2 separate regions of the Mus musculus genome follow, and region 2 is linked to region 1. Evidence: chromatin loops called from intact Hi-C (ENCODE). Cell type or tissue: left cerebral cortex. All regions are shown on one strand. Each heading gives the region's core, and the rest is flanking DNA. Links, peaks and the distances in the headings are about the cores only. Region 1 overlaps Ctps2 (cytidine 5'-triphosphate synthase 2). Region 2 overlaps Zrsr2 (zinc finger (CCCH type), RNA binding motif and serine/arginine rich 2).

Region 1 (16,583 bases), core at 2,792-10,791:
AGGGGGCTCTCTATCAGCCCATTACCCAAGCACAGATACCCCATTAAGCAGCTGTGAGACTGTAGAGAACTCAGAGCTCACATGAAGAGTTTCTAGCAAGCCTCACCCTGGTCCTGAGATCCTGTCACAGCACTCTCTAAACTGGAGCCAGCTGCAGCCCTCACATACATACCCTAGACTTTTTGGGAACAAGAGCTAGAAAGAAAAGAGAACTGTAAATGTCAGAATACCCAGGGTTGGAAGTCCTGCAGGACAGAGAACGGGAGCCTACATTATGGTAATTTCTGGAGCGATGAAAGCAGCTGGGCCACTTATACCATCAGAAAATATAGCTTGAATGCCAGCATGCTTGTGTGGTTTAAGGTGTGTTAAGCTGTAACAAAAGAGAAATGAATGAAAGCAGTATGTGTTCCAGCAAAACACAGGACAAGAAAAAAAAATGCCAGAGGTAGCACAGAGCTCTCTTCTCAACAAGTTTCATTGTGCTAAAAAGCTCACCCTGAGCTGCAAGCGGTGGCACATGGGATGTAGAAGAATCAGGAATTCAAGGTCAACCTGGACTACCTGAGACCCTGTGGCTTAGTGAGTAAAAGCACTTGTCACATATCCTCACAACCTGATTTTGATCTCTAGAACCAACAGAAAGCTAGGAGAGAATGGATTCTATCCACAAAGTTGTCCTCTGACCTCCGCACATTCACGGCAGAAGCCCTCTCAGACACACACACACACACAGAGAGAGAGAGGGGGGCGTATTTTAATCTAAAGAGCACCAAGCACCAACCTGTTCAGGGTTCACGTGACAAAACATAGAAATCTTCTCCTTCACAGCCATCTCAATGGGGGTTGAACTACGGCAGACGATCTGTGAAAGCCAGTTAGGCATGGGTTAGCAAATGGGAACAGGCCTGATCAAATTCATTGTTAGAAAGACATTATACATTATCATTTTCCTACGAGAGACTAGACTAAGGATGCACTTGTTTACTGTGGGCATTCCTCTGTACCATGAGAAATTGGTCTGACCACTAGGCATAAGCATGTGTCAATCAAAACCTACCAGAAATCGTTCAAACCATCACAATGTCTCCGGCGAACAGTTAAAGCTCTAAAGGGCTGTTTCATTAAATAGAAGGAGAGGTGGATCGGGAGTTGGCAAACTTTCACTAGAGAGCCACACAGGAAACATTTTAGCTTTCCAGGTAAGGCAATGAGGGTCCTGCTAAGGTCTGTGCCAAAACAGCTTCAGACTACACGTTAGTGAATGAGTAACTGTGTCCATAAATTCTTTCTTGTTTGGTTGGTTGGGTTTTTTTTGGTTTTGGTTTTGGTTTCTCAAGACAGGGTTTTTCCGTGTAGCCCTGGCTGTCCTGGAACTAGCTCTATAGCCCTGGCTGGCCTCCAACTCACAGACACCCACCCGTCTCTGCCTCCTGATTCCTGGGATTAAGGCTAAAGAAATAATCTTTTCTTGGCTGCCAGACACACAAAAAAAGTTTACTGTCATTTGAGAGGGACAAATAACTCAGATGTGTAGTTAAAGATTAACGTGCTAGGAGCAGAGCTCAAAAGCAAAAATCCATGCTTATGTATGTACAAAGCTCTAGGCTCCATCCCCAGAACCAAAACCAAAAGAAGGAAATAAGCCATTGATAGTGGGTGATGTAGCTGGTGATATAGAGGCCCTTAAAGACAAACTTACCCCACTGTGTTTAACTCACCAGATCCGGAGACAAGCCCAACCCTCTCAGCGCACGGACACTGTTTTGCGTGGGCTTGGTTTTTTGTTCTCCAGTAGCACTGGGCTAAAAAGAAAGGAGTGCCCATTAGTATCAGTGGACATCTAATTCATGGCTCTTGGATTTCAAATGTCGCTCCCATAACATATCAGAGGAAAACCGATCAAAGTTACTACCCACGTACTGGAAAAAAAACCCACCTGTGGCACAAGGCTGACATGAATATTATAGAAATTCTCTTTCTTGGCTTTAAACTGGAACTGTCGGAATGCTTCCACAAATGCCATTCCTTCAATGTCTCCAATGGTGCCTCCCAGCTAAGGGAGGAAAACAAGAATAAGACACAAATGACCAAACATCTCCCACAGCACACAAATTAATGAAATTTGCTTGGTTTTTGTTGTTGTTTTTTTTTTTAAGTCAAATAATTTTTTCCTAGCTGACCTGGAACGCCCTATATAGACCAGGATGGTCTCTGAAGTCACACAGATCTGACTGCCTCTGTCTCGGGAGTGCTGGGATTAAAGGCATATACCACAACAAGCAGCTAAATTAAGTAATTAATTACTTTGTGAGTTTCACACATAGCCCAGGGTAGCCTGGATTGCTACATAACCCAAACTGGCCTTGAACATGTAACATGAGCCACCTCACGTGGCTTAGAAATAATTTTGTTTTGTTTTGATTTTTTTGAGATAAGGTTTCTATGTGTAAATCTGGCGGTACTGGAACTCCTTGCTCTGTAAACCAGGCTGGCCTCAAACTCAGAGATCTTCCTACCTTTGCCCCCTGAGTGCTGTAATTAAAGGTATGCACCACCATCCCCAGCATTAGAAATAATTTCAATAAACTGAGGATAAGATAAGAACTAAAATTTAATATTTTTACAAGATCAGAAATCTATAAATGCTTAAAATCATTAAATTATGCACTTAAAGTGAATGAAATTTTATGACACTAAGTTAAACTTCAATAAAACTATTAATAAAACAGCCTGGTCTGGTGAGAACTCTCTAATCCCAGCACTGGGAAGACTGAGGTAGAAGTATCCCAAGTTCAAGAGTGCCTGGAGTACATATAACCTACCCCCCACCCCCAAAGAAATAGAAAAAGAAAGGCCAAAGTAGGGTGACAACAAGAAGCTGAGGCAGGACTGCCTTGAGTTTGAGGCCATCTGGACTTCATTGTGAGTTCCAGGCCACCTTGGGTTACAGTGAGACGGTCTCAAAAGAGGAAAGAAAGAGGCTGAAGAGATGGAGAGATAAAAGGCACTGGCTGTCCTTCCAGAGGACCTGGGTTCAACTCACAGCACACACGGCTGTTCCCAAGTGCATGGTAACACCAGCCCCAGGGGTTGCCCTCTTCTGGCTTCTGAAGTCACTACATAGACATGGTACAGACATACATACAGGAAACACACACACACACACACATTTAAAAAGTAAAATAAATTTTAAAAATTAAAAAAGAAGAGTATTAGCCAGACAGTGTTGGCCTTCGCCTTTAATCCCAGCACTCGGGAGGCAGAGGCAGGTGGGTTTCTGAGTTTGAGGCCAGCCTGGTCTACAGAGAGTTCCAGGACAGCCAGGGCTACACAAAGAAACTCTGTCTCCAAAAACCAAAAGAAAAAAAAGGGAGGGAGTATTAGGACCTAGGTAAAATATTAAGGACTATATTATGTTAAGGCCTGGGGAAAATGTTAAGGCCTAGGTAACTGTTACCTGGCTAGCCTGCCACTATAAGGTAACTTTTTCATATGTTTCTGCTGTTACTAGAAAACTTCTTTTTTAAAAAGACTTATTTATTTATTATATGTAAGTACACTGTAGCTGTCTTCAGACACCCCAGAAGAGGGCATCTGATTTCACTGCAGATGGTTGTGAGCCACCATGCGGTTGCTGGGATTTGAACTGAAGACCTTCAGAAGAGCAGTCAGTGCTCTTACCATCTGAGCCATCTCTCCAGCCCCACTAGGAAACTTCTAATGCCAAGATTGATTACATATTCTGTTATGTTCTGTGCCCTTGAAAACCAATAATGATAGAAGTCAGTAGAACTGCTTTGTATATTGTACCCACAATAAGCTTGGACAGAGCCAACCAGCCAACAGCACTTCCTGCATCTATGTATAAACTTTATGGTATCTGCCTTTATAAGCTGCCCCCCGGGCCCCAACATAAGAGAGACACCTGCACCAACCCAAGAAACTATTTGGAATAAGACTTCCATTTTGAGTAATGGTCAAGTAGGAGTTTAAGTTCCCATGACCTCCCTGGGAACTGGCATCCTACTAACAAAAAGAGACATCTACGTGGGTAACTGACATCCTGGTTGGCAAGTTTAGGCAAGGCAAGTGCCCTGCCACAGTTGACTACCCCAACCAACAGGAGCAGGATAAGTGTACAACAAAGCTATGTTCCTAAGAAAATTCTCTATCCCTAAATCCTAATTGGTGAAATAACTTGGCACAGATGTTTGTGAGTTTGGGGCTTAAAAACCCTGAAGGATCTTTACTCACCCAAGATCAGGTTCAGTTCCTGTCTTAGTCAGGGTTTCTATTCCTGCTCAAAACATCATGATCAAGAAGCAAGTTGAGGAGGAAAGGGTTTATTCAGCTTACACTTCCATACTGCTGTTCATCACCAAGGAAGTCAGGACTGGAACTCAAGCAGGTCAGGAAGCAGGAGCTGATGCAGAGGCCATGGAGGGATAGTCTTTACTGGCTTGCTTCCCCTGGCTTGCTCAGCCTGCTCTCTTATAGAACCAGGACTACCAGCCCAGAGATGGTACCCACAAGGGGCCTTTCCCCCTTGATCACTAATTGAGAAAATGCCTTACAGTTGGATCTCATGGAGGCATTTCCTCAACTGAAGCTCCTTTCTCTGTGATAACTCCAGCTTAAGAAAAGTTGACACACAAAACCAGCCAGTACAGTTCCTGATTCCAGACCCATGGCCCTGACCAACCCATCCTGAGGCTTATGTTCAATAAACTATCCCTGTCTATCTGAGATTGGTGTTTGTGTAGTTTGTGAGGCAATTCCTGGACCCCAACAGAGAGACTCAGGAACAATGAACTCATAAGCAAGTAGAAAGTTCCAAGGGCTGGCAAGGTGTCTCAGTGGGTAAAGGCACTTGCCACCAATCCTGATGACCCATGTTCAATCCCTAGGACCTACAAGAACTGACTCCCACAACGTTTCCTCTGACTTATATAGGCATGCCTTGGCATACACAATGTGAGACATGTATGCACACACATACATACATACATATATATATACACACACACATACACAATAAGTAAACATAAAATAGAAAGGTCACAATAAGTAAAATGAATGCAAGAAAAAAATTATCCAAAACATAGACCACAGAAGAGAAAGGTAAGACCATTTCTACCAATAGTTCTAGTTAGAACAAAATACTCAAATCCTGTGATAAGAAAAATTGATGGCCACTTGTTTCTGCTTCGGTAGTTGGATTGATAGACAAAAAATGAGCATTTTCAAATTCTCTTTCCATCCGCCTCTCCACATACAAATGCAAACACATAACATACTTACACGTATTTAAATAGCCTCCTAATATTGAAACATGCTGATTATTATTACTAAAACATTTCTAATGCTTTAGTACTGGAATGAATGTTCCTGATGGTATAATCACTCAATATCAACAACATGTCTCCAGTAAGGTTACTTAAAGCACTTCACTTTGAGATTGATAGACATTCGCCTTTACCTAACTCAAAGTTAAAAACCAGATTAAAAACACAAAGGCAATCCCACAGATTTTAAAATGACTTTGCCAGCATTTGAGCATCTACTACAGGATCAATACTACAGGCAATATGTTGGGAAGAACTAGAAACACACTAGCCAAGATTAATGAAACACACCTGTAATGCCATCACTCAAAAGGCAGAGGCAAAGCCGGGCATGGTGGTGCACGCCTTTAATCCCAGCACTTGGGAGGCAGAGGCAGGCGAATTTCTAAGTTCGAGGCTAGCCTGGTCTACAAAGTGAGTTCCAGGACAACCAGGGCCACACAGAGAAACCCTGTCTCAAACAAAACAAAACAAAACAAAACAAAACAAAACAAAAAGGCAGAGGCAAAAGCCAGTCAGGGCTACATTGTAGAAAACTACTCATAAAAAGCTCAGGATTTTTTTTTTAAGCGGGGTCTTATATAGCCCAGGTTGACCTGGAACTTACAATATAGTCAAAGATGACCTTGAACTTCTATAAAAAACAAAGCCTCACACCTGGAATCCCCAGCACTTGGGAGAAGACAGATAGCTCAATAGTTCAAGGTCATCTCAGCTACATAGCAAGTGTAAGGACAGCCTGGGCTACATGAGAATTCAAACTAACAAAAGAAATCATACGGAATCAAAAACGTAGCGGGGTATAATTTCTCACTAACTATAAGATAGCAAAATTAAAAAAATAATAATGAAACAAAAACAACTCTGAAAGATAAACAGCCTGAGGTAGAAGCAGTTTGAGGCCAGGCTTGAACCAAGATCCTGCCTTTAAAAATAAAAGGAAAGGAAGGAAGGAAGGAAGGAGAGATGGAGGGAGGAAGGGAGGGAGGAGGAGAAGGGGGAAGAGGAGAAACAGCATCAGCATCAACAGCAGGAAGAGGAGGAAGGAGGCTTGGTGAGACACATCTGTAATCTCAGTAGTGTTTAGGAGGCTGGAAATTTGCTGTAAATTCAAGCCAACCTGGATTACATACTAAATCCAAGGTTAGCTTGAAATACAGGCAGAAACACTGTCCTAATAAATACAAACAGGGTCAGTGGTTCAGTCACTAATGTGATTGCCAGGGAAGCATGAGGCCTTGGGTATAAAGCTGTGCACAGCAGTATATGTCTGTAACCCCAGCATTCAGATGAGAAGGTGTGGGGTGGAGACAAGCAGATCCCTGGAGCTTGCTGGCCAGCCAGTCTAACCAAATCAATAAACTGCACGTTCTTTGAGAATCTGTCTCAAACAATACGGTAGTGAGCAATTGAGAAAGATATCCAATGTAGGCCCCTGGCTTCCATGGGTATTCAAATATACATGCACACATACAGCAAACACACACAAAAATAAGTAAAATTTAAAAGACTGACCAGGCATGGTGGCTATCACCTTTAATCTCAGTGCTCAAGATAGAGGCAAGTGAGGCAGGTGGAGTTCCATGAGTTCAAGGCCATGAGTTCCAGGTCAGCCAAGGCTACATAGCATGTCCTGTCTGGAAAAAAAAAAGTCTGTACTTAAATCAAACCTTATGGAAACATGTTCAAGGATTTTGTCCTTTGTGTTTTTGTGGTGCTGGATTCATAATCCAGGGTCTCACATATGCTAAGCTAAGCAAGTGCTCTACTACTGAGCTATATATCCCTAGCCCTCTTCTGTCTTGTCTTTTTGTTTGTGAGTTTGGGGGGTGTGACAGCATAACTCTGTAGCTCAGACTGGACTAAAGCTTGATAGGTAGCCAAGGCTAGGTTCAACCTTTTTCCCTACCTCTGGAGTGTTGGATAATAAACTCCCAAACCCAGCTTCCTCTTGTGCTTTTTCAATTGGGGATCTTATAGCTGTCACTGGAGGAGGGGAGGTGACCGTGACTTTAAATGTTATCCATTCCTGCCCTCATGTGGTCTATTGTGGCACTGCATCCTCCCATCCACTTGAAGTTCCCTTTTACTCTGCCTCTAGGTCACGAAGATGGTCCCATCTTACCGCAAGTTTGTGTTTATTAAATTTACAATTCGAAAGTAGATAATGCATACGTTTTAAATAACTTACACTATAATGTGCTGTTACAATTGTTCTAGTTTCTTGTTATTCTCAACCTTTTATTATACCCAACTTATAAGTTAAAGTAGTATACAATCCGAAGTGATGGCATCCTACTGTAATTCTAGCACTTGGGGAGCTGAGGCATGAGGGCTGCTGTAAATTATAGGCAAGCCTGGGCTACATAATAAATGAATCCCAGGCTAGTCTGAACAACAGTATGAAACTGCCTCAAAAAAAAAAATCAAACCCAAATTTAAAAAAAAAAAAAAAAAAGACCTTGATCATAGGTGTGATGGTTCCTATATGCTCAGCCCAGGGAGTGGCACTATTAGGAGGTGTAGCATTGTTGAAGTAGGTGTGTCACTGTGGGTGTGGGCTTTAATACCCTTGTTCTAGCTGCCTGGGAGTGAGTATTCTGCTAGCAGCCTTGAGATGAAGATGTAGAACTCTCAGCTCCTCCTGCACAGTGCCTGCCTGGACGCTGCTATGCTCCTGCCTTGATGATAATGAACTGAACCTCTGAACCTGTAAGCCAGCCCCAACTAAATGCTGTCCTTTATAAGACTTGCCTTGGTCATGGTGTCTGTTCACAGCAGGAAAACCCTAACTAAGACAATAGGTATCTATGGTTAAGACGTATACATTAGTGTTTGATACTAGATACGGTTTTGTACAGACTGGGGGGGGGGGGTGGAAGCTTAACTGCAAGAGAGGACTCCATGATGCGGTTTTCATGACATTATCTTCCATAACTAGGTGAGAATTTATAGGAAATGGGAAAGATGCCGCTTTGATGTTATCTAGCCTTTTCTTAAAAAAAAAAAAGATTTAATTATTTACTTTATGTATATGAGTACTTAATCTGTATGTACACTTGCATACCAAAAGAGGGCTAGCCTGAAACTCTCCACATAGACCAGGTTGGCCACCAACTTACAGAGATCTACCAGCCTCTGCCTCCTGAGTGCTGGGATTAAAGGTGTGTGCCACCACACCAGCCTTCTTTTTATCTCACCTGTGATTTCTAAGCAGAACCAATAAACTCACTGAATCACAAAAGAAAAATAGTAGTAGTAAGCAAAAACCTAAAGACGAAGAATGCAGCTCAGCAGTAGAAACTGAAGTCCTGAGATCAGTCCCTAGTACCACATAAGACTGGATATGGTGATGAATGCCTGCGATCCCAGCACTTGGAAGGGAGAGGCAGGGACTTCAGAAATTTGGCTACATAGAGGAGTTTGGGGCCAGGGGTATATGTCTTTTTTAAGGGGGGCCCTGGAGCTAAGGAAATGACTCAGTGATGACTACTTGCTGTGCAAGCCTTCACAACCTGAGTTCAGATCCCGAGAGCCCACATGAAAATCAGACACAGTAGCACACGTGTCTAGAACTGTAACATGACACTAACAAGACATGGGATGTAAAGACAGGACCACCAGAAGCTCACAGGCCAGCTAGCCAGGCATACAGAGCAGAGAGCAAGAGAGACCCTCTCTCAAACACGGTGAGAGTGGAAGTGGAGGAACAACACTCATGGTTGTCCTCTGACCTCCACATGAGCACGGGGACACAGACACACAGACGCATGCACAAACATACACATGAACACAGACAGACACACACATATATACACACACACACATTTTTATTTTTAAGAGGAAGCACTTCCTTGGTATAAACCAGGAAGGAAGAAGTACCTAGGTAGAAGACAGTTTGCATAACACACTACATTATTCAGACATAAAGGAATGAAAGAAAGGTGAAAGCAGTCAACAGGGAGCAAGTCCAATGCTGCTTTCTTGAAATGGCAGCTAGCACCTCCCACCTCCACCATCTGCCTTTCCCAGCCCAATCTCCACTTTCCACAGCACTTTGCACATATTTCTCCAATACAAGGAAAATATGCTCTGGGATCTGGATGTAGCTCATTTGGTAGCATACACGCCTGGCACACATGAAGCCCTGGACTCAATCCCCACCACGGCGTAAGCCAGGTGCAGTGACACATCTCTGTAATGCTAGCACCTGGCAGAAGGATCAGGAGTTCAAAGTCTTTATTGACTATATATCAAACTAAAGGCCAGCCTGGGCTCATAAAACCCTGTTGACAAATAAATAATATACTCCATTAGTATAAACAGTGAGTCTATAGACGCCTCAGACACAGAAACTGTCCATTTCTGGCTCCAGCCCCAACAGTGAGTTCATTACTCAACTGCCAGCACACACCTATCAGGCATACTCACCTCAGGAGAACGTGTTTAATAACTGACTTGTGATCATCTTTGCTGTTCCCTGCTGGAACCCCACTTCCCAGCCTAGTTTACAACACCCAGGAGGGGAGAGTGAATGATGACTGGATACTTAGGGACCCAGAAGAACAGTAGCTTATGAAGAAAAGTCCCATGCTTGCCTCAATAACACATATCTGGGGATCTTCCTTATTGCCATCCACAGACACCTTGGCTTGATTCATAACCCACTCCTGGATAGCATCAGTAATATGGGGGACAACTGCAGAAAGAAGGAATAAACAACACAGCAGGTTACTTCATGTTCATGAGAAACGAAGCATTTAGACCTCCCAAATAATGTGAAAGCCACCAAGCAAATCAGACCAGCTGGAGCTCTTATGCCATTGTTGCCATCTCTGGAACCAGTATGGACTGAGGAATCCAAGACTAGTCATCTCCACAGGCCTTTGCTCTTGAAGCAGGCCAGATATAGAGAACAAGAAACAGAAATCAGGAGTACTATCTTTGGTGAGGATGAGAAAACATCAGACTGGAGAGATGGCTCAGCAATTAGTACTTCCTACTTTCCCAGAGAATCTGAGTTCAATTCCTAGCACCTACATCTTAAGGCTCTCAATTGCCCGTTACTCTAGCTCCAGGGACTCCAGCAACCTCTTCTGGCTTCCAAGGGCACTCACACACATGTGGCATACATGTGTATAATATACACACAAAAAATCTTAAAAAAAAAAAAAAACTCCTAGAAACTACCTATAGTGTCATTTGAGCACTGGGCAAGGGAGGCTTCTGGGTAAGGCAGATGCTAGCATCCATGGCAGAAGATGGCCAGCAGCTGTACAGGGCTGGAGCCTAAGTACTGGGAAAAACAACAGTCTGTGGAGAGGTCCACTCCAAGGGTGTAGATGAAGCCCACCCTCTCACCAGTGCTCCAGCATGGAGACTTCAAAATCCAGCTGGATATTGTTTTAGTCTTCTATGGCTTCTATAATTACCATAAAACAAAATATCTTGGTGGGTTGTTTTTTTTTTTTCTTTTTGAAACAGAGTCGGTCTCCCTGTGTAGTCCTGCATAGCCTGAAACTCGCTATGGAGACCAGGCTATACTTGAACTTGTGGTAATTAGTCTGCATCTTTCTGTACCACCATGCCCAGCCAAGAATATCATAAATTTAATTGATTTTTCTTTTTAAAATTAACTTAGATGTGGATGTTTGTTTTGACATCATGTATGTATGTGTATCACATGATGCCTTTTGCCTTTGGAAGATAGAAGAGGACACTGGATCCCTGGGTCCCCTGGAACTGAAAATATACGCAATTAGCCACCCATATGGGTGCTGAGAACCAAATTATGGTTTTCTCCAAGAGCAAGTGTTCTCAACCCATGAGCAATCTCTCCAGCCCCTATTGGTTTTCATTTTTGAGGCAAGGGTTCATATAGCTCAGGCTGGTGTAAAACCTGCTCTGTAGGTGACGATGACATGGAACACCTTCCTGTTTCCACCTCTCAAATGTTGATATTACAAGTGGTCATGCAATTCATGAACTTAATAGTTTAAAACAATAATAATTACTGGTAAGATGGCTCAGTGGGTAAGGATGATTGCCAACAAGCCTGAGGACCAGAGTTCAATTCCCAGACCCTACATGATGGAAAAAGAGAACCAACTCCTGCAGTTATCCTCTGACTTCCATATACACACTATGGCATGCAAGCATCCACAAAGATACACACATACATATACATGCAAAATAGGGATAAATGTAATAAAATAATAACAAGCCCAGGTATAAGCTAGCACCCAGGATCTTGAGGGAAAATGACTGCCATGGGATTAATGCCACCATGGGCTCCAAAGGAAATTTCAGGCCAGTCCAGACTACTGTATGAGACATTGTCTGTGATGGTGGCAATGCATGCATGTGTTTCATTAATCCCAGCACTTGGAGATAGAGGCATGCAGATCTCAAGTCCAAGGCCAGTCTGTTCTATAGAGTGAGCTGTTTTATGAAAACCAAGGCTACACAGAAAAACACTGTCTTAAAAAATCAAAAAAACAGGGCTGGAGAGATGGTTCAGTGGTTAAGAGCACTGACTGCTCTTCCGAACGTTCTGAGTTCAATTCCCAGCAACGACATGGTGGCTCACAACCACCCATAATGAGATATGACACCCTCTTCTGGGGTACCTGAAGACAGCTACAATGTACTTACATATAATAAATTTTTAAAAAATCTTTAAGAAAAAAAATCTTTTTAAAAAATTGAAAAACAAACAAACAAACAATAAATAAATAAATACATAAATAAAGGCCAGGCATGGTAGCGCACACCTTGAATCCTAGCACTCAGGAAAATAGAGTATGCTGACTTGAATGGAATGCCCCTATAGTCTTGGGCATTTGAATACATAGTCTCTAATTGGTGGCACCTAAGAAGTAGGGCCTTGTTGGAGGAAGCGTGCCACTGGAGGTGGGCTTTGAACGTTTAAAAGCCTCACACCATTCCTGCTCTGCTCTCTGTGCTTCTTACTTGTTCAAGATGTGAGCTCTAGCTTGCTTCTCTCAGCAGCCATGTCTACCCCATGAGACAGGAATGGACTCTCACCCTATGAAACCATCAGCACAAATAAGCCCTTCTATAAGGTGCTTTGGTCAGGGACTAAATCACAGAGGCAGGTGGGTCTCTGTGGATTCAAGGCCAGCCTGATCTACATAGCAAGTTCCAGGTGAGCCAGAGCAACACAGCGAGACTGTCTCAAAACCAACAAAAAAAAATCAATAAATAACATCAGGACCTTGGGATATATAGGTCAGTTAGTAGAGTTCTTGCCTAGCCTGCATGAAGCACTCAGTTTGACCCATAACACTACATAAACTGGTGTGGTGGTAAATGTCTATGATCCCAGCACTTAAAAAGATATAGGCTGGAGGATTGTTACATTCAAGGTCATCCTTGACTACATAGCAAGTCAAATACTATCCTGGAATACATGAGATCATTTCCAAAGAAAGAAAATTAAAATTTAAAAAGATTATCCAATAACAAAACAGATGAAAATATATTCAGGAATATTGGAGGGAAGGCGATCTTTAGAAAAGAAAGCAGAGGGACTGGAGAGATGGCTCAGTGGTTAAGAGCACTGGCTGCTCTTCCAGAGGTCCTGAGCTCAATTCCCAGCAACCACATGGTGGCTCACAGTCATCTGTAATGGGATCCGATGCCCTCTTCTGGAGTGTCTGAGGAAAGCTTAGCACACAGGGCCCATAATGTTGCGGAGTAAATACCTTGAACAGTTTTCCCCAGGTAATCACCGCGCCTCTCTTTGTTGATCACATGCTGATATATCTTCCCAGTGGTGATGTTGTTGTCTTTATAGAGATTAATGTCCAAGAATCTTTCATAGTTTCCAAGGTCCAAATCAACTTCTCCACCATCATTTAAAACAAATACTTCACCTACAATCAAAAGGCAGTGTAGAAATTAAAACTTACTCCCAACAGATTAGTTTCCAGCCAGACAAGGTAACTCAGACCTGTAATCCCAGCCCTTGTGAAGCTGAGGCAGAAAGACTGCAAGTTCAAGGCCTTCCTGAGCTACAGAGAGAGTTCAATGCCAGCCTGGACAACTTTTAGAGCCCTTGTTTTAAAAAGAGAAAAGCAAGGCTTGGGATGTAGCTCAGTGGTAAAATGCTTGCCCAGCTTTCGTGACATCCTAGGATCAAGCCCTAGCACTGCGAAAGAAATAAAATACCCGGAAAGTTTCAAACAAAACAAGACTGCTCAAAGTGGCCAAAGTCCAATGTCAAGATGCATGGGATTTTACTCCACAGCATGAAATAGGATAAACTTCTCAAACAAAAACACAATCTAGAGCTGGAGAGATGGCTAGGCAGTTAAGGCCACTTCCAGAAGTCCTGAGTTCAATTCCTAGCAAACACATGGTTCTGTAATGGGACCCGATGCTCTCTTCTGGTGTGTCTGAAGACAGCAACACAGTGACTATATATATATATATTAAATTTTTAAGTGCATACTCTTACAGGGGACCCAATTTTGGCTCCCAGCAACAATATCAAGAGGTTCCAAACTACCTGTAACTTCAGCTCCAGGGCATCCGATGCCCCCTTCTGGACTCCAGAGACACCCACACTCACACAAGCACATACCTACAAACATATATGTAAAGTTTTTTTTGTAATATTTAAAAAATACAAGCTATGACTTTCAGAAGCTCTGTGTGAAGGGACTTATACAGGGTTCTCCAGCATGGCCTTGTTAGCAGGCCCAAAGAAGCCAAGTCTGGTGCTGAAACTGCTGGAAGACTCACATTTTCTGAAGGATCTAAACAAGTCCAATGGTGTACACACACACACACACACACACACACACACACACACACACACACACACACAAAGGAAGAAAACCTCAACCCCGGAGTAAATGTTCTGGGCCAACTACTTTCAACACTTTCTGCAAGCCATATCTATGACTACTTTGCCTAGTTTGGTGCTATTAGCAGATTCAGACAGTCCAGAAGAAGTAAATGGACTGGAAACAGCAGGGGCTATCTATGCCTTTGTGGAGTTTGAGTCTGAGGACATTGCCAAGACAGGTGCAGAAACAATGGATAACTACATTTTTGGTGAAAGACTTACATTGTGTAAAGTTATGCCACCATAAAGAACTTTTTAAAGAGTGGAATGTTCAGTTTCATCAATCACCATTTCAGGCAGTGAAATGCTATAATCAGAAACTCAAGGACATTTGCAAATGTTGAAGACTGAATATCGGTTTACAAAGAAGTAAAGGCCGGGCAGTGGTGGCGGAATCCCAGCACTTGGGAAGCAGAGGCAGGCAGATTTCTGAATTCGAGGCCAGCCTGGTCGACAAAGTGAGTTCCAGGATAGCCAGGGCTATACAGAGAAACCCTGTCTCAAAAAACAGGAAAAAAAAAAGTAAGAGGAGGGGGGAAGGGGAGGAGGAGGAAGAAGAGGAGGAGGAAAAGTTACTCCATGCTCCAGAAGAGACTAGCTAAGAAGAGAATGGATTATATTCTCCCTTCGTTGGTCTTACCTGATCCTAAAGGGGAGGGGGGCTGGATTTCAAACAACATTCTTAACACTCCTGAGGATTCTAAGGTTAACCAGGCTTTACCTACCCTAAGAGAAAAGCTTCCAGGTGTACCCAGGAAAAAGGAGATGATGGAAAGAGGGATTTGTAGAAACATTGGTAGGAACCGTAAGAGGTCTAAGAAGAAGAAGTCTGTGGACACCCAGGGTCCCACAGCAGTTTGTACACCAACGTTTTTGGAGAGATGAAAATCACAGGTGACAGAAATCAGTGACAATAAAGATAATGAAATCGTTTTCAAACTGCCTGTGCCCCCAGTGAAAGAAAAGGGGCAAAAGACTCCAACACCTGCAAGCCCTGGGGAAAAAAAGACAGAACAAGCAGTGGTCCTGACCTGTTTTACTAGGTGCGGTGACATGCAAGTACTGAGGAGACTGTTGAAGTAAGAATACATGTTTGGTTTTGCCAGTGAGGAAAGCCACCGGGACCCTGGCTGCTTTGCCCTTTCCTGTCCTGAGTTTGTATTCAGACCTCATAGCTCCCTTAGTTTGCCTGAAAGTCAGGTTTAACTACCACCAGCAGTCTTTGTGACCCCTGCCCCACCCCCCACCCCCCACCCCCACATGGTGCTGTTTGACTGACTGTGTGTGGTTGTGTACATAAAACCCAAAAGATAGGTCAAGGCCTCAACCTCACGCCTCTGAACCTAGAAGTTAAACCGAGAGAGAGAGAGAGAGAGAGAGAGAGAGAGAGAGAGAGAGAGAGAGAGAGAGAGCAGTCCAGTCCAAGTGGCAATAGATTTGCACATGCATCCAAGTACTGAGGAAGAATCTAAAATGACCTGTTCTTTCATCCATAATTAATTGCAGCTAAGCTAGTGTGTAGGCTTCACCAATCCATTTCAGCAGTTGTATTCAAAATTCAAACCACCGCGACCAAACTTTTCCGCAATTTATTTACACACAAGCGAACCTAAGAACTTTGGGATGTTCCCATCTGTGCCCTTTCTATCCTTTTGTATTACTAATTCAGGTTTGTTGGCTATACCTGTCAATCACCTCCAAAAAATGCAAGCTACCACAGCCTAATAAGTCCTTTACAAACAAAATTAAATTCTAACAAGATACTCTTTTGCTTGTTTTATTCTCAAGCTAATAATATTTAAGAAACAGAAACTATGGGCTGGCGAGATGGCTCACTGGGTAGGAGCACTGACTGCTCTTCCAAAGGTCCTGAGTTCAAATCCCAAAAACCACATGGTGGCTCACAACCACCCATAAAACAACCCATAATGAGATCTGATGCCCTCTTCTGGTGTGTCTGAATACAGCTACACTGTACTTATGTATAATAATAAATAAATCTTAAGAAAAATTTTTTAAAAAGAAACAGAAACTATACCTCGCCACAAACATACAGAATCTTCAATTTTCAAATTTTGGAAAAAATTTTTTAAAAAGGACAGTAGTCATAAATTTATGAAGACTTACTACATGTTTAAAACTTGTCAGATTTCAGAGTTGTAGACAAGAATCAACGTCAAAACCTCTAGCAAAGACAGGCACCGTGGCACATGCCTATGATCCTAGCCCTTGGGAAATGAGGCAGGAAAGATCCTGAAAGTTTGGAACTGGACTGGTATAAGCAGTTTCAGGACAGCCATGCTTCAAAACACACGTTACAGGGCTGGATGGAGAAAAGCCTCTACAGAATACAGCACTTA
Region 2 (16,583 bases), core at 5,607-13,606, 1.0 Mb before region 1:
TGCCAGACAAGGGGTAAGCGGAATCATTGCTTTTCTTTTTCTTCTTCTTCTTCTTTTTTGTTATTTTGTTTTTGTTTTTGAGGTCTTACTGTGTAGTGGGCTTGGAATCCATGTCCCTCTGCTTCCAAAATGCTGAGACTAAAGGTGTGTGCTACCAGCTGGGCGTGGTGGTACACGCCTTTGATCCCAGCACTCGGGAGGCAGAGGCAGGTGGATTTCTGAGTTCGAGGTTAGCCTGGAAGCCTGGTCTACAAAGTGAGTTCCAGGACAACCAGGGCAATACAGAGAAACCCTATCTTGAAAAAACAACAAAAAAAGGTGTGTGCTACCATACCTAGTAATCATTTGGTTTCTTGAGACGGTCTCATGGAGCCCAGGTTGGCTTTGAACTCTCTATGAAGCCAAGATTGGCTTTGGACTACTGATCCTCCTGCTGCCATATCTCAAGTGTGTGCCATCATGCTGAGCTTATTTCTTATTTTTCAAGAGTACTAGCTTCAGGCTGGAGAGATGGCTTGGCCCTTAAGAGTATGTGCTGCTTTTCTGAGGACCTAAGTTCAGCTCCCAGCTCTGTGTCAGGCAGCCTCAGAGGATCTGATACTTCTTTGACCTCTACAGGTACCTATAGATATACTCCGCAATACACACAAATACACAGAGTTAATAGAACTTTGTAAGAATTAAAAGACAGTAGTAGTTCCCAACCCTGGACACACGGTGGAATCCTGTAAAAAGGAAAAAGGCTAAACAAAACTGTGTCTCACCTCAGATTGTGGAAACCAGAATTGTAGACGCGTAGCGAGTATTTAGATGCTTCCAGCTATTTCTGGTGTGTTCCAGGATTGATGTATAATATGTAGTACCTTGTGAATTTGATGGCTACAGTTGTGGATCGCCAGCCTGTCTGTGACTCAGAATCCGGTAAAGAAGTAGAAAGGGCTTCTTCTGAGGGACTGGGGGAACTGAGGGAAGGAGGCTACCTTCCCTTCCGTACCTTTAGAAACATTTTTCTAAGAAAATTCAGTGTCAAGTAGAAATAATAAAAGATGGCTTAAGAGCCAGTGAGATGGCTCTGTGGGTAAAGGCGCCTACTGCAGAGCCTGATTACTGGAGTTGGATCCCTGGATCTCCAAGGTGGAAAGAGAGAACTGAGTCCTAGTGATCCTCCAACTTTCACATTTGTGCCATGGTGTGGTGCATCCACACAAAATAAACAATGGTCTGTATAAAACACCTCCTGCCGAGGAAATATGTTATCAGAGGCACATGAAACTTTACCATCACAAACAGCAAAGGATGAGAACAACTTGGCTATTTGCATTGTTCAAGTAATGAGTTGGGGCATAGCATTGTGTGAACTTAGTTCTGGAAGCCCGAGCTGTCTTCAGACAACAGTTGGTCACATGCCAGAGAGACATTGCCATTGCTTGTTCTCTCTCTCTCTCTCTCTCTCTCTCTCTCTCTCTCTCTTTTCAAAATGAGGTCTTAATCTATAATGCAGGCTAAACTGGAACTTGTCCTGAGGAACTACATTCTAGGCATGTGAACACCTTGTCAGGAAGAGAAATAATTCCTTAACCTACGCATTTCTTTGGATGCTTGCTTTTGTTAAACTTTTTGGTTGTAGTTTTTAAAAAATTCTTTGATAGTTTCATACATGTCTGTAATGTATTTTGATCATATTTACCTCCATTACTCTCTTATCCCTCTGGATCCCTTCTTTCCAGTACGTCCGTCCTCTTTGAATGTCTTTTCTTTTTAAATAACCCACTGAGTTTAATGAGTGTTGCTTCTGTGTGCACAAGTGTGAGCTTATTCACTAGATTTTTGGCAATTTACTAGTGGTGACATCCCTAAAGTCCCCTATCTAGCAGTTTGACTGCCAGGGACAAGGCCTTTTGAGTACCTTTCCCCTCTCCATGTTAGGATGTTGACGGGCTTGATTGTATGCAGGGCTTATGTCTTAAGTCACTTTTTCTATTGCCGTGAAGAAACCAAGGCAACTCTTATAAAAGAAAGCATTTAATTGGGCCTGGCTTACAGTTTAAACGTGTTTAGTCCATTATCGTCATGGTGGGAAGCAGACTGACGTGATGATGGAACAGTAGCTGAGCACTGATCCAGAGGCTACAGGGAGGGGCTTTTGAAACCTCAAAGGCCATCCCCAGTGACACACCTTCACTTATTAGGCCATACCTTCCTAACCCTTCCCTCAACAGCCTACCAACTACGGACTAGACATTGAAATATATGAGCTTATGGGGTCCATTCTTATTCGAACCACCACATCTTGCAAAGGTAACCATAGTTGCTTTGAGTTCGTGAATGCAATGGCCATGTTGTGTCTAGGAAACAGTGTTTCACAATATTCAATTCCTTCCACTAGCACTTATGTTTTTCATCTCCTTCTGTGATGTTCCCTGGGCTTTGGAGCAGTTTAGAGGTGAGCATTCAATAGCCACTTATTCTTAGCACTTTGGTCAGTTATTAACCACAGTCCACTACAGAAAGAAGTTTCTTTAACTAAGGTTGAGAGCAGCAGTAGTTAGGTGCTAGGCCACAGAGATACCTTAATTACGACTTTGTTGTTGCTTTGTCTTGGGTGGTCTAGACCTCACTATATAGACCAGGATAGCCATTGTCCGGCCAGGGCCATTGTACCCTTTTTTCCTCTTCACTATTCCCTACTTTTAAACTTCCTTCCTAAGTTTTTCTTTCCCTTAAGTTTGTCTTACTGATATCTAATTAGCACCCCAACCAGGAAAATTTTATTTCGGTCTTTGAACTGTATTATCCCTTCTACTGCTTGCTTCAAGAGAAAGGAGTAAATGAACTCCTATGTTTTTTTTTTTTAAAGTTACTCTAGAATAGCATAGTTAGCTTAACCTTGTTCCATTTTAAACTATGAAAAAAAATTGTTCTTCACAGTTATTAGTTACCTTAAGTGAATAGAAATTAACTTATATTTATTATACTCTCTAATCGACCACGTGCCAGAGGTCCTGCTCTTCTCAACCACATGACTTGGGAAGGTGTGCTGCTTTAGGTTTCAGCTGCCTTTCTGTATTGCATTCTTTTCTGGTTGCTGTGGTAAAATATCCAGGAATTTAATGGAGAAAGAGGTTTCTTGGCTCATAGCTCCAGGCTTACAGTCATCATTGTGGGGAAGCCAAGGTAGGAGGGACTTATTGCAGCTAGTCAAGGGTGGTGATTTAATGCATGCATGCCTATGCTATTTGACCTCTCCAGGGTCCCCTGCCCAGGGAATAGTCCCACTCATAATTAAGATGGCTTTCCCCACATCAATTAAAGTACCAAGGCAGTCAGTCCCTCACAGACATTCTCAGACGATAACCTTAGCCTAGACAATCCTTTATTAAGACTCCTTTCTCTGATGATTCTAGAGTCTGTCAAGTTGACAATAAGTACTAGCCATCACACTTTGCAAAGTGAAAAAGTAAAGTACCATCAGCCTCACTAGGTTGTTAAGGATCAGAGTGGAGAAAAATATTTAAAAATACATGAAACTTTAAAATGCTATATATAGATAAAATGATGATACTTGAGTAACTGGAAAATTTTAAATTATCATATTGTCTCTTTTAAAATTAGAACTTTAAAATTCTATCTGTCTATCAACCATCTATTCTGTCTATCAATCATCTATCTGTCTATCTATCTATCTATCTATCTATCTATCTATCTATCTATCTATCTATCTGTTTTTGAGATATTCTCTCACCTTAAAACACTGGCCTGGAACTCATAGTTTTGCCTCTGCCTCCTAGGTGCTGGGATTAAGTGTCCACTACTGTGCCCAGCTTTAAAAAATTAATTATCATTGTATATGTGTAGGAGAGAGAGTAGTGTGTGTGTGTGTGTGTGTGTGCTTGTGTGTGTGTGTATGTGTATATGTGTGTGCGCATGTGTAGGAGGGGGGATATGGAGATCTAGGGATCAAATCCAGATCATTAGGCTTATGCAGCACGTGCTTTAACCCACTGAGTTATCTCACTGGTTCAGATTACTGAATTTCATAGGCATGAGAATCAGTTGAAGATTGTAGAAGCAAAATATATTTCTACATACAGCATCTTATTCTTGTCACTGCAATCTGTCACATGACTGGGCCTTCCTTTTCCCAATAGTTCAACATAGAGAAATCTCTATGAATGTATTCAAAGGCTCTTGAATGGCATATGACCTTGGAATTCATTCCTAATCTTGTATTTCAGTGAGAAATCAGCCAGTTTTACAACATTTTTCTTGAATGCTGTAACTGAGCCTCTCAGCAATGTTCATTACTGTGTAGTTAAGGCTAAACAGTCATGTTACTTGAGTCTTGCTCTTGAACTTAATGGTAAGCTTTTAATGTGTGATTTTGTTCTTGGACACATGAGTTCACTTTTCTTTCTTCTGCAGGTGTTCACGTAAACACAACTTCCCCACATCAAGTCCCACCTTGCTGATTAAGGGCATGTTTACAACATTTGGAATGGAGCAGTGTCGGAGGGATGACTATGACCCTGACTCAAGCCTAGAATTCAGTGAAGAAGAGATCTACCAACAGTTCCTAGACTTCTATTATGATGTCCTGCCTGAATTCAAGAGTGTGGGAAAAGTGATTCAGTTTAAGGTGAGCACAGACTGGAATGGGACCTGACATCTCCTGAAATACAGGGGCATACAGGGCATACAGGGCATACAGGGCATACAGGGCATATAGGGGCAGAGCTAGGGCTTGTTCCAAATATGCCTGGCCTGAGGCTGAGCATGGTAAACTTGGTAAACATTGTCTTCCTTTCCACTCCTCTACCCTGGACAGTGCCATGTAGATACACTCGGAAATCATAAGCATGTGTTGGCATGTTTTCTGAATGCTAGGGCCTGGGTTGGAAAGGGCTCTCTTGTTCAGTGCCTTTGTGCTACAGCTCTTTCCAGAAGTTGAACTCACTGTCAGGCCTGGTGTACATAGCCATCCAAGCCTTCACTTAGCTGCTGTCTCTAATGGACATGCAGCGCCTCACCCAGAACCCTGTTACATGTACCGACGTTGAGTTTCACTCACTGAGGAGGGTGAGATTTGGCTTCTGCTATTCCAGGGACTCAGTGGGTGAATCCCAACATGTAGGCCTCTTACTTTGTCTGTGAATTGATCATATCTGAACCTGAGTGACTTTGTGATATAACGACAAGGGAAGTACCCCTTATTTTGGAGAAAGTAGGAATAAAGCCATAGGTCTTTTTTCTTGCTGTCGGAAATGAAAGTATACAGTTGGACTAATCAAGTGCTATGGATATTTAAGAAATCTGAGATTACAATCTGCTTTTCAAATTTAAAATATAGTCTTTAATATTTGGTTTCCAAAGAAGGGGAAATAGAACGTAGTATTATAAAAAGATAAAGGAGAAACTAGAAAAGGGCAATTAAATGGGGAGCGGAAAAGGCTTTTTGTTTTTAATAACATTTAAATTTTAAAGGTGGTGGTGACACACACCTTTGATCCCAGCACTTAGGAGGAAGACAGGGAGGTCTCTGAGTTTTGAGGCCAGCCTGGTCCTCAGAGTGAGTTCAGTAAGGCTATATACAGAGAAATCCTGCCTCAAAAAACCCCAAATAAAGAAATAAGTAAGTAGTAGATAAACAAAGTTTAAATGTACAAGAAGTAAAAATTGGTCTTCCTCTTGGGCTGGCATGATGACTCAGTGAGTAAAGGCACTTGCCACCGAGTTTGACAAAGCTAAATTTAATCTTCAGGACCCACATGGTGGTTCCAAGGATTGAATGTAGGGCCTTGTACACACTGGGCAAAAGTGCTGTAGCACTTTTTCTTTTGAGACGGGGCTCACTCTGCAGCTCAGGCTGGCCTGGGCCCATAGTAATCCTTCTGCCTTAGCCTCCTTATTACTGGGATTTTAGATATGCACCACCAATCCTGACTGGATTAACTGATTTTTAAGGTCCCTAAGGCATGGGTGACACGAACAGCTGAGGCCCTTTAGTCTACTGTCTAAAGATGGCATTACAAATTGAGTAGGATCCTGTCCCCCTTAGGATGTTCTAATAACAACACCCTGAAGTAAGATGGGATAGCTTCATTTCTAAGATAAAAGCTAAACACCAGTAGGGATATTTAAGGGCTATTTATGTCATTTTAGACAAATCAAATTTGTAATTTTTGAAAGCAGTGATCAATTATTTATCCCTACTTATATGAAAATGAGGTATTATTCACAGCTACATGATGTAAATTCTATTAATATCAAGATCAAGTAGAAAATATGTACTAGTAAAGCTACTCGTGAGAGCGTTCATGTACAGCAGAGTGAAGTGGAAACCCACCAGAGAAGGCCTTACATCTACAGAGATGGCTTTGTGAATGGGAGAGTGCAAGCACTGTAGATAATTATGAGCAGACATATAAATATGATTTGATTAGTGTACTTTATAGTAGTTGAGGCATTAAGCTTGTATTACTTGACAAAGAATAAAGAATACCATCTATATAGAAATTATAGAGCCAGGCATGGTGGCACTCTCCTTTAATCCCAGCACTTAGAAGGAAGAGGTGGATCTGTGAGTTCAAGACCTACATAGTGAGTTTTAGGACAACTACAATTGAGTTTAAATTGAGGTTTTGTTTTTTGGGGTTTTTTTGTTGTTGTTGTTGTTGTTAATAAAGACAAATTGGAAAAACATCTGGACACACTCGCTGGTATTACTTTGGACCTTTAAAATTCGGAAACGTTTTCTGAGACAGGCTCTTTGTACAGAATTTTAAAAGTACAAAGCAATACCAGCAAGTGTATCCAAACTTTTGACATTGTGACACAATGTGATCTACAGAGTTCATGCCTGAGAACCACAATTGAACTGACAGAAGCAAAAACAAATTAGAAGAAAAATCATAATGTTTTAATTAAGTTTGTGATTTTTGTGTTTGGCCACATTTTTGTCAACTCATAGTCCACAGGAGACTACATGTGTTGGTTATATATCCAACCTGAATCAATCAGTACACACACACACACACACACACAGACACAGACACAGACACACACACATGTACATAAAACTTTTATATATCATTTTGGTTACTATATATTTATGTGTATGATATATTTTTTAGAATATATGTATGCCTATATGTATACATGTGTCTGTAAAAGTATGCATATATATAATCTGTATTCCAAACAGAAACATATCCGTACACACACACATAGCAAGTGCTCTTAACTGATGAGTCATCTCTCCAACCCCTGTATTCTGTTTTTTTGTACATTTTATGTACATGTTATGAAACATTTTATACTTAATAGGGTTTAAAACCCACAAACAAGGATCACCAGAGACCAGGCATTTGAGGTCTGTAATGTTGTTAGGTGCTTAGATTGGCCTTGACTTGATAGGAAAGTGTTCGCCTGTCTTGGACTCTGAGGGACTATTTGCCTGGACAGGATGCATGTGATCATTTGCTGCTTTTGAATACTTTGTGTGTATGTGTGTGTGTGTGTGTGTGTGTGTGTGTGTGTGACAGAATTCTTCTTTGTTCCTTAGGTCAGCTGCAACCTGGAACCTCATCTGAGGGGCAATGTGTATGTTCAGTACCAGTCGTAAGTATTGGGGACATACACACATCGTCCATGTTTCATCATAGCTATGGCATTGTTTCTTTGATGTCTGTCACTGAATATGTAGCTTTCCTATGCATGATACTTTTCAAAATGTCAATATGAAGAGCTCATAAACAGTCAAGATGTGAAAATAATACTCTTTTATTTCATTCTTTTTATACTTCTGAAGTTTTGATTCTTTCATACAGTATAATCTTCATAAAAATACAAACTGAATAAAGGCTAATTGGAATAGAGTAGAAAATACCAATCTAAGGTACAAAGGGTTAAAGCTCCCAATAGGGTGCACTTGACCAGATAGCAATGTAGTTACTGAGTCATTCCTGCATGTATTGCCATTTCTCTAAGCAGTGCCATGGCTAATGGCTTCAATTAGCCATAGTAGTAAGGACAGCAGAGACAGCATGGGTTCTAGCAAGGGGAAACACTTTTGCACATGTAATTGTCAAATCTTGCAGATTAAGAAGCTTTAACTAGCCAATTTCCATGTGACAAAACTTTTCGGAAGTCAATGAGAAAGGTCTCTGAATAAACTAGGCTGTGGGAATCTGAATGCTCTGAGGACTACCTAGGCAATACAAGAGCTGAAGTCCTACAGTAAGCGGACAAGGGGCTAATTTAGAGTAGGTTTGCTATGTTGTGAGAGTTACTATAAAGCACACCCTTGATTTTTGCCTCCAAGGGAAGAAGACTGTCAAGCAGCCTTTTCTGTTTTTAATGGACGATGGTATGCAGGACGACAGCTCCAGTGTGAATTCTGCCCAGTGACCCGGTGGAAAATGGCAATTTGTGGTAAAAGCCAATGTAGTGGTACCCTTCCCCCACAGCTAGCTGCACTATACAAAAGGGATCTTCATAGGAAGAAAGCAGTATTTTAGAGGGATGAAGCACCACTTTTGTCTCATACTACAGATGAGTAGTTCCATAAAGGACACCATAGTGTAGATATGGTTTAGATCTTTAACAGGTCTGTGCTTCACTCTGTGGATGAAATAAATGCCTGAGGTCACACTATATTGGTGACAGAATTGCAAGTTGATTTTCAGTCTTCAGATCCTCAGTTCTGGGTTCTGTGTGTGACACTGCAGCAGCATCTAAACTAAAGATACCCACACTAAACCACGCTGCACTTTCAAAGGTGTTTTCTATTCATTGGCTTTCCTCACTTGAGCTGTTTGTTTCAGGCTCAGTCCCTAAGCACTCTTCCGTCATGACCAGCACAATCATTACCCATGGCTAACATTTCCCACATTACTTGAAGTAGGTGTGGATCAGTTTAGTTGTACACTGGGTGCTCTCAGTTACACTGACTCATCTGAGCGCGGCTGCCAAACCAGGAATGATTCAGCACTGCACAGTAGCCAGCTGCTGTGAAGCTCTCATCATTTTCTGATTGCTAAGAGAGTGCCGAGCCAGATCAGTCTGCAAGTTCCCCAGATGAAGAGACACAAAGCTCTAATACCTCACGGGTATTCTTCTCCCTTCTCTCTGGGTTTTTCTGCTCTTCCTTCCCAGGTGCTTAAAACTGGCGTAAAAAATATGTAATTTATCAAGCAAGTCTAAATCTTGAACAGCCTTCTCTTAATGGATGCTGTCATTTAAGAAACATTTATGGTGGGCATGGATGGTACCACCTTACATTCCAAAACTTGTCTAGGGAGGCCAAGACAGGATTGTGAGTTCAAAGCCAGCTTGGACTATATAGTGAGACCTATTCTTGAAATAAATAAACTAATTTATTGATCAATTTTAAAAAGGAGGGGCTAGAGAGATGGGGATCTGATATCTTCTTTTGATCTCCATGGGCACCAGGCATGTATATGATGCACATATGTAAACACAGTCAAAACACTCACATACATAAAATAAACCTTAAAAGTTTCAAAACTAAATAAAAAATCCTGGGCAGTGATGGTGCACATCTTTAATCCCAGCACCCTGGAGGCAGACACAGGTGGTTCTCGGTGAGTGTGAGGCCAGCCTGCTCTCTACACAGGGGGTTCCACGACACCCAGGGCTACACAGAGAAACCTTGTCTTGAAAAATCAATCTCTCTCTCTCTATTATATATAGGAATACATACATATATATATGTGTATATATATGTGTATATATGTGTGTGTATATTTGTGTGTGTATATATATGTGTGTGTGTGTATATATATGTGTGTGTGTATATATATATATGTGTGTGTGTGTATATATATATATATATGGAATTTTCGAATTCCTTGCTAGGAAAATGAAAACCACTATTACACCCTAAGATTAAGGGTTGGAAGCTGGGCGGTGGTGGCCCATGCCTTTAATCCCAGCACTTGGGAGGCAGAGGCAGATGGATTTCTGAGTTCGAGGCCAGCCTGGTCTACAGAGTGAGTTCCAGGACAGCCAGGGCTATACAGAGAAATCCTGTCTTGAAAAACCAAAAAAAAAAAAAAAAAAAAAAAAGATAAAAGATTAAGGGTTGGGTATATAAACAGGATGGTAGTATATTTTTTTTATAGGAAGTTTAATTTTGCAAGTTTCTAGAGTTCTAGAAATGCAGGGTGATTCCAGTGATATACTTGAGTAAAACTCAAACCTCAAACCAGGAGTTTTGTTTCGTTAAAACCAGCAACAAAATATAAACAGCTTTAGTATTTTTCTCAGTAACTAATAACTAACTTTTTTGTCTCATTATTCTGGTATATCTTCTTTAGAGAGATCTCTATTTAGATAGTTACCAACTTCTAATCAGCTACATCATTTTATTATTCAGCTATAGTTCTTGATAGATTCTCTATACCAGTACCTGATCTCCAAGGTCATCTGAAAATACTTTCAGCCACAAAAGTGCCTTTATTTTGTTTTCTTTGTGTGTGTGTGTGTGTGTGTGTGTGTGTCTTAGAGATAGGACCTCCTGTATTCCCAGACTGGCCTTAAACTCACTATGTAGCCCTGGCTGAACACTACTGTGTCACCATGCCTGGGTATTTATTATGTTATTCTTATTTTGTAAAGAACGTTGAAGGATTCCCCCTCCTATGTTAGACCTTCAGAGCAGTGTATGAAAACAATCCATCCTCAGACTTGAGAAACAGAGCGAGTCGCAGTAATACAGTGGTAATTGCTGCCTCTCACTTGCCCTTACAGGCTTATTTGAAGTCCAGCAGTGTCCAAGAGGAAAGCACTGCAACTTTCTTCACGTGTTCAGAAATCCCAACAATGAATATAGGGACGCTAATAGAGACCTCTACCCGTCTCCAGATTGGACTAGCTCCTCCTTCGGTAAGAATTCAGAGAGGAGGGAAAGGGCCAGTCACTATGATGAATACTATGGCAGGTCAAGGAGGAGGAGGAGGAGCCCGAGTCCCGACTTCTACAAGAGAAATGGCGAGTCTGACAGGAAGAGCAGTAGCAGACACAGGGTGAAGAAATCTCACAGATATGGAATGAAGAGTCGTGAGAGGCGCAGTTCACCCAGTAGAAGAAGAAAGGACCACAGTCCGGGCCCCTGGAGCCAGAGCAGGAGGAGCCACCGCAGCAGGAGTCGCAGTCGCAGCCGCAGCCGCAGCCGCAGTCGGACCCGTAGCCGAAGCCGGGGCCGGGGCCGGAGCAGGAGCCGGAGCCGGAGCAGGAGCAGGGGCCGGAGCAGGAGCAGGGGCCGGGGCAGCGGCAGGGGCAGGGGCAGGGGCAGGGGCAGGGGCAGGAACCAGAGCAGGAGTTGGAGTCAAAGCCGGAGCCGGAGTAGTAGCTCGTCAAGGTCCAGAAGTCGTGGCAGGAGGTCAGGTAGTAGAGACAAAACCACCCAGAGTCCCAAATCTAAATAAACTTGGTTGTTTTTAAATATGTCTGTCTTTTTATAGCAGCTACTCACCTGTATAGATAGATGATGCTAGCTAATGCTATCATGTAAATCATACTTTTTGAGAAATTATACACACACACACACACACACACACACACACACACATGAAATTACTTGTAATAATAACCTCGAGAGCATCAGTTAATGCTGGAGTGATGCTTTACTATTTTTTCCTGTTTTCTGCCTGTGCACCTCTCCCCCTCCCTCCATCTCTCCTTTCCTCCTCTTTCCCTTCCTCCCTCTTCCTCTTCCTCTTCCTCTCTGTCTCTCTGTGTATGTGTGTGCATATGTGTGTTCAGAGGACAACTTTTAGGGGTCATTTATACAATGTGATCCAGGAATTGAACCGAGGTGAAGCTTTTACACCAAGGACCTTTACTCACGGAGCCATCTTCTCAGCCCGCCTTTTTTCTTGTTAGGGGTCCACACCCTTTATTTCTGCTTAATGTATATGGGTGTTTTGCCTGCATGTATCTATGTGCAACATTTGGGAGCCCAGTGTCCGTGGAGGCCAAAGAGTATGCCAGATCCGCCTGGAGCAGAATTATAGATGATTGTGAACTGTCATGTGGGTCCTGAGAATTGAACCCAGATCCTCTAAAAGTACACTTAACCACTGAGCCATCTTTGCAGCCCTACACACTTTATTTTTTAATTCAAAGGCCATATTGCTTTGATGGTTTTCACTCAATTGTCTCATTTCATCAATCTGATGCTCAAGTCCCATAATTCTTATTTTTACTCACTACATAGAGTATATCTGCCAATAGACTTGACAACATTCCTATTGTTGGATTTTAAAGGTGGCCCTCTTATTTCTTAGAGTAAACTATATCAAGAAAGGTAATCCAGGTTTCCTCCCAGGAAGACTCCAAGCATCACTCTAACCTTTTAGCACTCACAGCACAGAATTAGAATTTTCAGCTTTGCTACTTTGGCAGGGTTTAGGTATTGAAGTGAAGGTTTTTATTATCACTAATTTTTTCTACTTTCTGGCCATTTCTTTTAAAATATTCTATTTTATTTTTCTATATGTAAAAGTAGATTTTTTTTTCTCTAAAACATCCCATTTCAAAATTTTGAAGTACCATTTCCATACTTCTCTTTCCCCATCTCTTAGAGTTCCTCCTTCCCCTGGGGGCTGCCAGGGTATATCTTGAATAGTGTGTTGTGAAAGTTTTTTATAAAGAGGTAAAGGATTTTGTCATTTCCCAGGAAATTAGAGTTGTCAGTGTTGAGTACATCCAGTGTTAAACCCAGTCCTTGTGTATGTAACCAGCACAAGAGTGATCATCAGTGAATGTGGTCGCTACCGGCTCGGCTCGTGGCCATTATCCCAGCTTTCCTGAGACGCTTTCTTCGCAGACGTTCATTGTCAGGCTTTGGGCCTCCAAGCTCACTGTCACATGGCACTTAGCAATCTGACATTTGGGAATTCAGTAAAGATGCATACAAGTCATGTGCAGTAGCTTATGCCAATACTCCCTGCACTTGGGAGGCGACCCTGCCTCCTTTTTAAAAAGAGGAAAAAAAAAACAACCAAAACAGGTACAAAGTGCTCAAAGTTTAACAAAATCCAACTTGTTCCAATTCTAAATGCCTGCTTCATCCCCAAAATGGTAGGTTTCTAGATTTATTGGGTTTATTAATACTGTATGGCTTTAAGTACGTTTGGTATTTTTAAAATACTGTTCAAACTGCAGCTAAGATTATGTCAAGATAATTTTGTATGTGTGGTGCTGAAGCTTCAAACATGGTAGGCAAGGCTGCTCCCACTGAGTTACATACCCAGTCCTAACGCTGAGAATTCTTAGATCAGGGTGGGAAAGGAAATAAAACCCATCTTCTTGAGCGCAAGACAAGCAAGCAAGTTAGGACTTGCCCTTAAATGTTAATGGGCCTGTATACAGTGCAAGGGACGTTTAGAAAATCTGATTGGGTCATTACCCTGATAGGAACTTTGAACTTACCTTTTCCATAAGGAATGGGTGCCTGCGCATGTCTGTGATAAACCCGATTACTGCTTATGACTCAAATCTGCATCACTGACAGAAAGCAACAGGCTTGATAGTGAACAGCTGCATTTACAAGAGAGGCCCACTGGACACGCAAACTGTATATGCCCCGGTACAGGGGAACGCCAGGGCCAAAAAGGGGGAGTGGGTGGGTAGGGGAGTTGGGGTGGGTGGCTATGGGGGGCTTTTGGGATAGCATTCTAAATGTAATTGAGGAAAATACGTAATAATAAAAAATATTAAAAAAAAAAACAAAGGCACTTTAGACCTACAAATGCCTCTTTCAAATTTGATGAGAATCCTTCCCTTGATCTTAAATGTCTCCGGTTTAGAATGCAATAGTTCCTATTTGCAGCAGCAGAAAGGCCCCATAACCATACTCTTACTGTAACTAGAAGTTTCGATTTGCTGCTTACATGAGGCAACACACTCAGCAAATATTAATCTGTTTCTGTTGCATGAACTAGCAACTTTCTCATATGTAGGAGATGAGGATTTGCCATTTGGCTATCACTTGACTATCTGGAATAATCGAGTTGCTAAATCAGAAAGCGTATAAAAGTCAACTGCATCATGGCTTAAAAGCGGCATTTATTAATTGAAAATGTGTTGTAAGTAAGTAGCATAGAATCTATGTGATTTTTTTTTACTGAGTTGAAATACATGAACATTCCTTGATCCTTCTGCTATTTTTGTGCGTGTGTGCGTGCGTGCGTGCGTGCGTGCGTGCAAGCGCCATCACATTTCGCTGCAGGGCTGGGGTGTCAGATGGAGAGGAATTGTCAATATTGTATGGGAAGAAAAGAGTACCCTTCCTTTAGAAGATCTCCCTAGTTGAACAAAACTTTTGGAAAGAGAAAAGCACACCACAGTGTTGCAGAACATTTATTACATTAATTGGTGATGTGATAAGACAGTTCCGGTGGCTTGAAAGTTGTTCACAATCACAGCAAAGCTTACTCCAGCCTAGCATATTACAAGGGAACATAGAAATCAGGGAGATGTGTTCAGGTATGTGTCAGGATGTATAAAAGTGATGCCGCGCATTTATACAGCTTCAAAAAATATAGGGCCAACCAATGCCACTTTGCTCAGTCAACTCTCACTTTGCTATATGAAAGGTATCTTTTAAGCTGTCATAAGACTTCCAACGACTAGACAGTGACAGGAAAGAATAGGGAGCTGCTGTCAAGTCTATAGCACTTCTAACTGGAAGGAAGCAATAGGGAAGCAAAATAAATTTGGCTTTAACAAGCACCCCGGAAGGAACATTCATGCTTTAGATAATGACTTTATGTAATACTTCGTGAAGAGAGCAACATACTGTTAGGAAGAATACCTGGTAATTAACCGTGCTATTTTATTTTGGGGCATTGAAAACACGATTATGACCACCAAAACTTCACCTCAGGGAGTCAAATGTTACTTGGCCTTAAAAATTATGTGCTCAAGATTAGGAAAGTCTTTGTTCCTTGTTCCATTCATTCAGAATACTTAATGAATTTTAGTGCAAAACAGCATCATTCTAAGTTAGTCCTCTAAAAGCATCTAAATTCCCTTTGATTTAAAGTATATTGTATCCAATATGGGTATTTGGTATCAATTTGGTCGCTGACATTTTCAATAAACTTGCATTAATTTGATCTGTGTGATGTGTCAATTCCTTTTATTTTTTATGTGTACTGAAATGTTACTCTAGTCTTTGGTTTCACATAATTTAAGTTTCCTTTTTTAAGTACAATAGTAAATGTATTTTGCCAAACTGTTGGATAATACATGGATATAGACATATTTTATATAAGCACATAATTATGAGACTGGCCTTTATACTTTAAAATGTCTGTATCTTCCTAATTCATATTTATGTCCCTTAATTTATCATTTGATTAACCAAAGTTCCCTTTAAAAAAAATTGGGTAGGCCTGAATGAAGCAGCTTAGCAAAACAGTAATACTGACAAGACATCATCTTACACCATTAGCTAACATGGACATGAGAGGCAGTGACCATCTACAGTGTGAAATGCCACAAGAAGTCATCAGCAAGGGAGGACAGTTATGTCAGTCCAATTTCTTCAAGAACACTACGTGGGGTTTCAGCTTCCTGTGGAGGGAAAATGTGAGACTCTGGTAAGCAGATACAGAGAGTCTTGAGAATATAAAAAGCTCACATGAAGGGCACGTTCATTATAGAGATTAAAGAAGGCAATTCAGGATCACAGGAATAATCTGCTGACAGCCAGTAGTTTTCAGATTTGTGTCTAAAATGTCAGAAGAATGTTTTTAGCACTTACTAAATACCTATTATTGACTAATGTGTTGGGTATCGCTATAACACAAACAGCAATCAAGCCCATTGTAAACTAACTAGCAACAATGTATAAAAATACATACAGAAAAATATTATCTAAAATATTAAAATTCAAAATGTCTTCCAAATGAAAAGCTCCCTCCTCTCAGGTTTTTAGTGTGTTTGAACAAACTTTCAATGTTCACTTTTGTCACATGTTATCGAGAGAAATGTCTGCTTGTGTCATTTTTCCTTAACTGTCCACTACAGTGCTTTAGAAAAGTTACCTTCCCAGACCTCCCCTGGGCAACCACTGGCACTGGTGGAGGTGACATACAGAAAAAACACCATGGAACAAAAGCTTTTTTTGTCTTGATGTAAGAATGAATATTTGTTTTTAAATATTAAAGACAAATCAGCCAAATCTAAAAGAGATATTTAAAAAATTTCCAAACTGACCAATTTTATACACTACAAAAATAAAAAAGGACCATATAGGCCAGACGTTTGGCTATTACTAGCAACTTTAATAGATGAAAATAATGTAAGATTTTGTTAACCAATAATAAACTTACTTTTGCATCCTAATTATGAGACAGCACAAAACAAGGAAAAGAAAAATTAAATTACATCAGGAATCTTTAGAATGTTAGGTTGAATGGTAGGAATCTATACAGTGTCATCTTAAATGACTTAAACTCTGTTGTTTCCATATTTGGAAAACAAAAGTAGTAGTACTTACCTCCATGTGTTGAGAATGAGTTTAAGGCTCAATGCCTGATTTAAAGAAAGTG

The links. A loop is a pair of places that touch in the nucleus more often than their neighbours do. Peaks named below come from ENCODE experiments on the same cell type or tissue, not always from the same donor. Only the 100,000 strongest peaks of a DNase experiment are listed, where the experiment ranks them.
Region 2: it touches region 1 in a loop (2.1-fold over the local background); 4 of 42 quality-filtered maps call a loop at or near these places.

Annotation. Positions count from the first base shown.
Region 1 is chrX:162,906,672-162,923,254 of GRCm38, reverse strand. Ctps2 (cytidine 5'-triphosphate synthase 2) reads right to left here. Exons shown (of 19, transcript NM_001168568.1): 3 at 13,076-13,246; 4 at 9,947-10,047; 5 at 1,940-2,056; 6 at 1,722-1,805; 7 at 785-865. It also overlaps the pseudogene Gm19107. Among named protein-coding and RNA genes, the nearest start is that of Ctps2, 13 kb to the right of the region's middle. In left cerebral cortex, for the core only: a CTCF peak has its summit at 7,391 (motif pointing left); DNase peaks (open chromatin) are centred at 7,374, 8,974 and 9,371.
Region 2 is chrX:163,931,153-163,947,735 of GRCm38, reverse strand. Zrsr2 (zinc finger (CCCH type), RNA binding motif and serine/arginine rich 2) reads left to right here. Exons shown (of 11, transcript NM_009453.3): 8 at 4,423-4,636; 9 at 7,562-7,617; 10 at 8,321-8,430; 11 at 10,771-12,293. The coding sequence ends at 11,447. Ap1s2 (adaptor-related protein complex 1, sigma 2 subunit) reads right to left here. Exons shown (of 6, transcript NM_001290379.1): 5 at 16,365-16,373; 6 at 14,070-15,603. The coding sequence ends at 15,556. Among named protein-coding and RNA genes, the nearest start is that of Zrsr2, 19 kb to the left of the region's middle. In left cerebral cortex, for the core only: no CTCF peak of the experiment used is centred there; a DNase peak (open chromatin) is centred at 8,956; H3K27ac peaks cover 295 bases.